Regions from separate parts of the Homo sapiens genome. Here region 2 is linked to region 1. Evidence: chromatin loops called from intact Hi-C (ENCODE). Cell type or tissue: GM12878. All regions are shown on one strand.

Region 1 (2,500 bases):
TATGTATCCCCAAAGAAAAATGACTAACTTCTTAAACTTTGACAGATGCTCGCTATGTTTTCAATTTCCAAATAAATTCAAGCTTCGAGGCTATAACAGCTGTTCAGCCCCTGGTCTCATCACTCATACGTACATGTTCAATTCTGTTACTTTTACAGCGGAACTGAACACCATTGCTCCCATCATCTCCAACTTTTTCCTGGCCTCATATGCACTTATTAATTTCTCCTGCTTCCATGCCTCTTATGCCAAATCTCCAGGTAAGCTGACTTCCAAACTAAAATATGCCTAAGCAAACAGTTAGTTTGTCTCAATAAAACGAAATAAATCAGTGAAAAGTGTTCAATCTGTGTTTATATGTTTCCTTATATCCTAGTGGGAAGCGTAATCCACTTTATTTTGGTGAGTTTGGGGATGAGTTTTGAAATAGAAAAAGAATCATTTGAGCAATGGCCTTTTTGACCAACCAGAAAGTCAATTTTCTCCTGTGGCAATAAATTATTCATTGCAAGAGAAACCACACTTATTTCAGCAGTAGAAAAACACCACTATTTATTTCCAGGGTGAAAGTGACCACAGAAGTGGAATTAATCTATATATTTGAAACTTCCTTACTATCAAATTTGTTTCCTGCCCATGGTGCAGAAGAGAAGGATGAGTAGTTCCCATAATTACCTGCTGAGTGGAGGCAATGTAGACAGGCTGCATTGATGCTGGTGGCATCAGTGCACCCTTTGGGCTGTGGTTTAAAGCTGTTCAAAATTTCACACCAAAGAACCTTCCCCTTTCTAGTCACTCCTCACCTCTTCTTTGCTTTCATTGTCCACTACAGTTTCTTCTGCCTTTCTACCAGAATAGAGAGTTGTCATTATCTACCTTCAGAAAGTTCTCCACCTTGAGAACTTTTACCGGATATATAAACACATTTCCACTCATTGAGGGCCTGACAAGATATTAAGCCTCCTTTGGAAAAACTTGCTGCCAATAAGACAAAATATAGATGGCAGACCAATCTTAATCTAACGAATACTAGGCTACAGAAAGTAGCAGAGTATTTTTGTTTCTTTGTGTGTTTTGTTAACACAGAAATGTGTGACTCCATGCCATGTTATGGCCACTTTTGAAAAATAAGGTGAAATAATAGAGGCAGCCAGGGAAAAGAGTAAAAAAGAGAACGGGAAAGAAGGAGAGAGACAGGAAAATATAGAACAGCATATAGAGGAAGACACATGGATACACAAACCCAGAAAATGTCTGCCTCACACACACACACACACACACACACACACACGGACGGGAAGCCAGACTCAGAGAAAAATAAGACTATTTTCAATGATGTTCTTGAAGTGCTATGTCCATCTTGTGGCCATTTAGGAAATTGCTCCCAAACACTTAAAAGTTCTGCTGTGTTTTGGCAACTCCTAATTTAAAACATACCCCATTCATTAACAAAAGGTGCCCTTCGTATCAGAGCTTTTCCCTCCTGTCCATACTGTCTTCCAGTTGCTTCCATTTCAGGGAACTAAAAGAACACAGAAAACTCCCACGCACGTGCGCACTGTGAGAAATATTTTCATTGCAAAATGCATGACACATTAACACATTGGGTTTAAGAAGCCTTTGCTAGCCCTTAAGTTTAAAAAGCCATTTCTCCATCTTTTTTCATCAGTTATTATTTCTGAAAGGGCAAGCACTGTCCTCTTAGGGTAATGGAAGCTACCAGGAAGTCAAGCAGATTGACCCTTGATGACTACTCCACCTTCTCCAAGGGAGCAAAAAGCCCATTGTTTTCTCTTTTTCTTTCTCTGACAACCAAGAAGTTTCTCCTCCCCACCTGGTAGATCCCACTCTTTCCATTCCTCCTGCCTCTTTTCAGCTCCTGATGGCATAGATACTAGATGCTTAAGGTTTGGAAGTTTGGGAAGACAGTCGGGAGCACGGAGTATGGAGGGTCCTGAATGGCATATTTTTCAGATGCTTAACATTTCCTAAACTTTACAGCATTCTATTTGGTGTAAGTACCATCTTCATAGACCAGGGACCCAAGACCATAGGAAAATAATCACAGATTCTGGAACTTGGCCTAAAAGTTCTGATTCTTTATGTCAGGAAAAAGGCATGTTACCTGCATTCTTCTAATATTCAGTGCCATGATCATAGTAGAGTGGAAGTTTTCCTTCTGCATATTTTGTTTTCAGGATGGAGACCTGCGTATGGAATTTACAACATGTGGGTATCTCTTTTTGGAGCTGTTTTGTGCTGTGCAGTCATGTTTGTCATCAACTGGTGGGCAGCTGTCATCACCTATGTCATTGAATTCTTCCTTTACGTCTATGTGACTTGTAAGAAGCCAGGTAAGATAATGACTGTCTGGAATAGCGTTTCCAAATCTCTCTCTAACTACTCATTTATTAAGCATTTATTGAGCAGCTTCTATGGGCTTAGGTGAGGCATATGTAAGGTGGATATTAATAATATCGTGCAATATAATAGTAACAAT
Region 2 (2,500 bases), 250 kb before region 1:
CTAGACTCTAGGTGCTCACGGAATCTCTTTTGTTTCTGGCAAGAAAATGGTGCATTGAGTCACTGACAGGGAAGCACAATAAGAGGCCAGGTGTAGGGTCCATGTTTACCTTCTCTCCTCCTCCCCAGCAGGCTTCCTGCGCACTTCTTCAGGCTACACTGGCCAACTTAAGCCTTTGTATATGAGGAAGATTAAGCCAAAATAGTCTCCTCTCCCTGTGGTTCTTCCTCTTAGCAAGAAGTAATAGTACTGAATCTTATTCCAAAAAAAAAAAGCCTAAATAAATATAACCATCCAGTTCCTTGTTTCCAGTTTGTCAAGATAAATCAGGCTCACTGTTCCTGCAGAGTCCCTTAAACCTTTTGTTTCACCTAAAGAGTAGCCGACAGTTCCTTCAGCTTCATCCATCCAGCCTGACCTGCCCCTCATGGCCAGGGCAGACCTGCACATCAGCCTGGAGACACAGAGAGACTTCTCTAAAAACAGAGCCTTTGTTCATGAAGACCATTGCCACTGCTTGTGGACTTCCTGATTTTTTTCATCAGCTGTTGAAGACCCTTGATTCTCACCCAAAACACGTCAAAACTGATGCTGGTAGAAGAAACTATGCAGGAAAGGGGAGAAATATATTGTTGGGTATTTTTTTAGCACTACAGTTTTTAATCAACTCTTTACCCAAAGCCTGATACCAGATCAAACCTTAAATTTCATTCCACCATATGGCTTAATGATGATATATTCCAAACTTCTTCATGTGGAAGCAAGGCTGTTGACTGGACATGCCAATACTGGGTACAGCCACATCCACAGCTCCTTCCAAGCTGACCAACTCACACCCCTTGGTAGAAGGAAATTCACCACATACTAGTTTTGTGAACCGCTAAGACTTAGTTTCCTCATCTGTTAAGTGAAGGTAATCATAGAACAAACTTATGGGATGATTAAATAAATATGGAGGTGAAGAAATGAATGTTGACTAAATGGAGATGATGATTAAATGAAATAATATATGTGAAATGCCTAGAACAATGCTAAACAAATCTTAGCGACTGTTGACTGTTATATTATAGGACTCTGCTTCTTCTGCCAGGCACAGCCAATTGGGCCACCATTGTGTATCTGAACACAATTTCATTCATACATTGGACAGCAACTTACGCTACTTAAGTTCCATGGGGTACAGATTAGCCTCATCCTGCAGGGTAACCCTGGAGGGTAAGTTATACCTCAGAGTGTGTGGCCCATCAGAAAACGCTTTCTGGTCCAATCACCTCATCCTGGAAATCTGAAGTCAGACATGCAGAAAGAAGGAGGTGGGTAGAAAGGGGAACTGAAGGTGAAACTAAAGATAGTAAAAGGCTTGGGTTATAGAAGAGGCCAAGAGGGCTTCAGCAATAAGAGTTACAAGGAGGCAGAAGCATGAGTCAGCAGAAAGCAAGATAGACAAAAGCACACAGAGGAGAAGGGGAAAGAGTAAACCCCTCCAGGTGGAGTTAGAGCAGATTAGAGCAGACACAGGAAGCCATAGCAGTGGCTTCACTAGGGTGAAGATCTATGAGTCCTGCTTGTTCTGAAGTTTCAGTTCCTCAAGATCTGTTATTTCTTATTTTTCCTGCTCTTCCTGGGACCAGGCCTTTCTTAGGTTCCCAAGCACATATATTTTTAAAATAAGCCATCTGTTATTTGAGATCCTTCTAGTGGATCTCGTTTCCTTGCAATCAAAAGAACCAAATTACAAAACAAACAAACAACAAAATAAAAGCACACAATCTGATGCTTCAGCCTGCCTTTGCAAGCTCCTCTCTCAGGTTTGTACTTCCTACCAGACATAAGGCAGTGTAGCCACACCAACCAGTCTCCCATCCCTAAACATACCTTCAGTAGTCATGCTTCAGGATGTGTTCTCACGCTATTATATAACTGATGCCTGCAATTCCCTTCCCACCCATCTCAAATTCCCCTTACAGATCGCAGATGGAGTGGGCACTGCTGGTGCTTCTTCCAGATTCTCTCAGAGCTCTATAATTATTTCTGTACACCTGGTGTCTGGCTTCTGGGTGCTTTTGCTTCCAATGGACCACATGGCAACTCTCTTCAGAAGCCCACCTTCTGGCAACCGGAACCAGTTTGTATATCATTTCAAAGATCAGAAGTGTCTGGGTCAACATAGCTTCCCAACCCTGCCCACTAAGACCCTCAGTCAAAGGCCGATGAGTGTAAGACAATAAGAAGCCAGTTGCTTTGCTTGGAAGCCAGGGGCAGACTGTGAGGTATAACTTACCCTCCAGGGCTCCCCTGCAGGATCAGGCTAACCTGTCTTCCATGGGACTTGAGTAATCTCATCCTTACTGGAGTCTTCTCCTTATCCTCCCTTGCTCCCTACACCCCCTTTCTGGTTTCTCTCAGGAGCACTTCCTTAATAATCCATTTTCCCACTGTCCTCAGGGTCTGCTTCTAGGGATGCCAAGCTAAACAGCAAGGTGTTTACGCAGGGTAAACA

Evidence for each region. A loop is a pair of places that touch in the nucleus more often than their neighbours do. Peaks named below come from ENCODE experiments on the same cell type or tissue, not always from the same donor. Only the 100,000 strongest peaks of a DNase experiment are listed, where the experiment ranks them.
Region 2: it touches region 1 in a loop (3-fold over the local background); 3 of 110 quality-filtered maps call a loop at or near these places.

The regions. Positions count from the first base shown.
Region 1 is chr15:48,249,417-48,251,916 of GRCh38, forward strand. It overlaps SLC12A1 (solute carrier family 12 member 1), which reads left to right. Exons shown (of 27, transcript NM_000338.3): 14 at 159-260; 15 at 2,199-2,354. Among named protein-coding and RNA genes, the nearest start is that of SLC12A1, 44 kb to the left of the region's middle. RefSeq lists an enhancer at 1,810-2,500. In GM12878, a CTCF peak has its summit at 1,357 (motif pointing left); a DNase peak (open chromatin) is centred at 1,355.
Region 2 is chr15:48,000,427-48,002,926 of GRCh38, forward strand. All of the region lies in intron 2 of LOC124900354 (a long non-coding RNA gene), which reads left to right. LOC102724553 (a long non-coding RNA gene) reads right to left here. Exons shown (of 3, transcript XR_001751520.2): 1 at 2,282-2,500. Among named protein-coding and RNA genes, the nearest start is that of SLC24A5, 120 kb to the right of the region's middle. RefSeq lists an enhancer at 1,304-1,453. In GM12878, no CTCF peak of the experiment used is centred here; a DNase peak (open chromatin) is centred at 1,445; H3K27ac peaks cover 1,441 bases.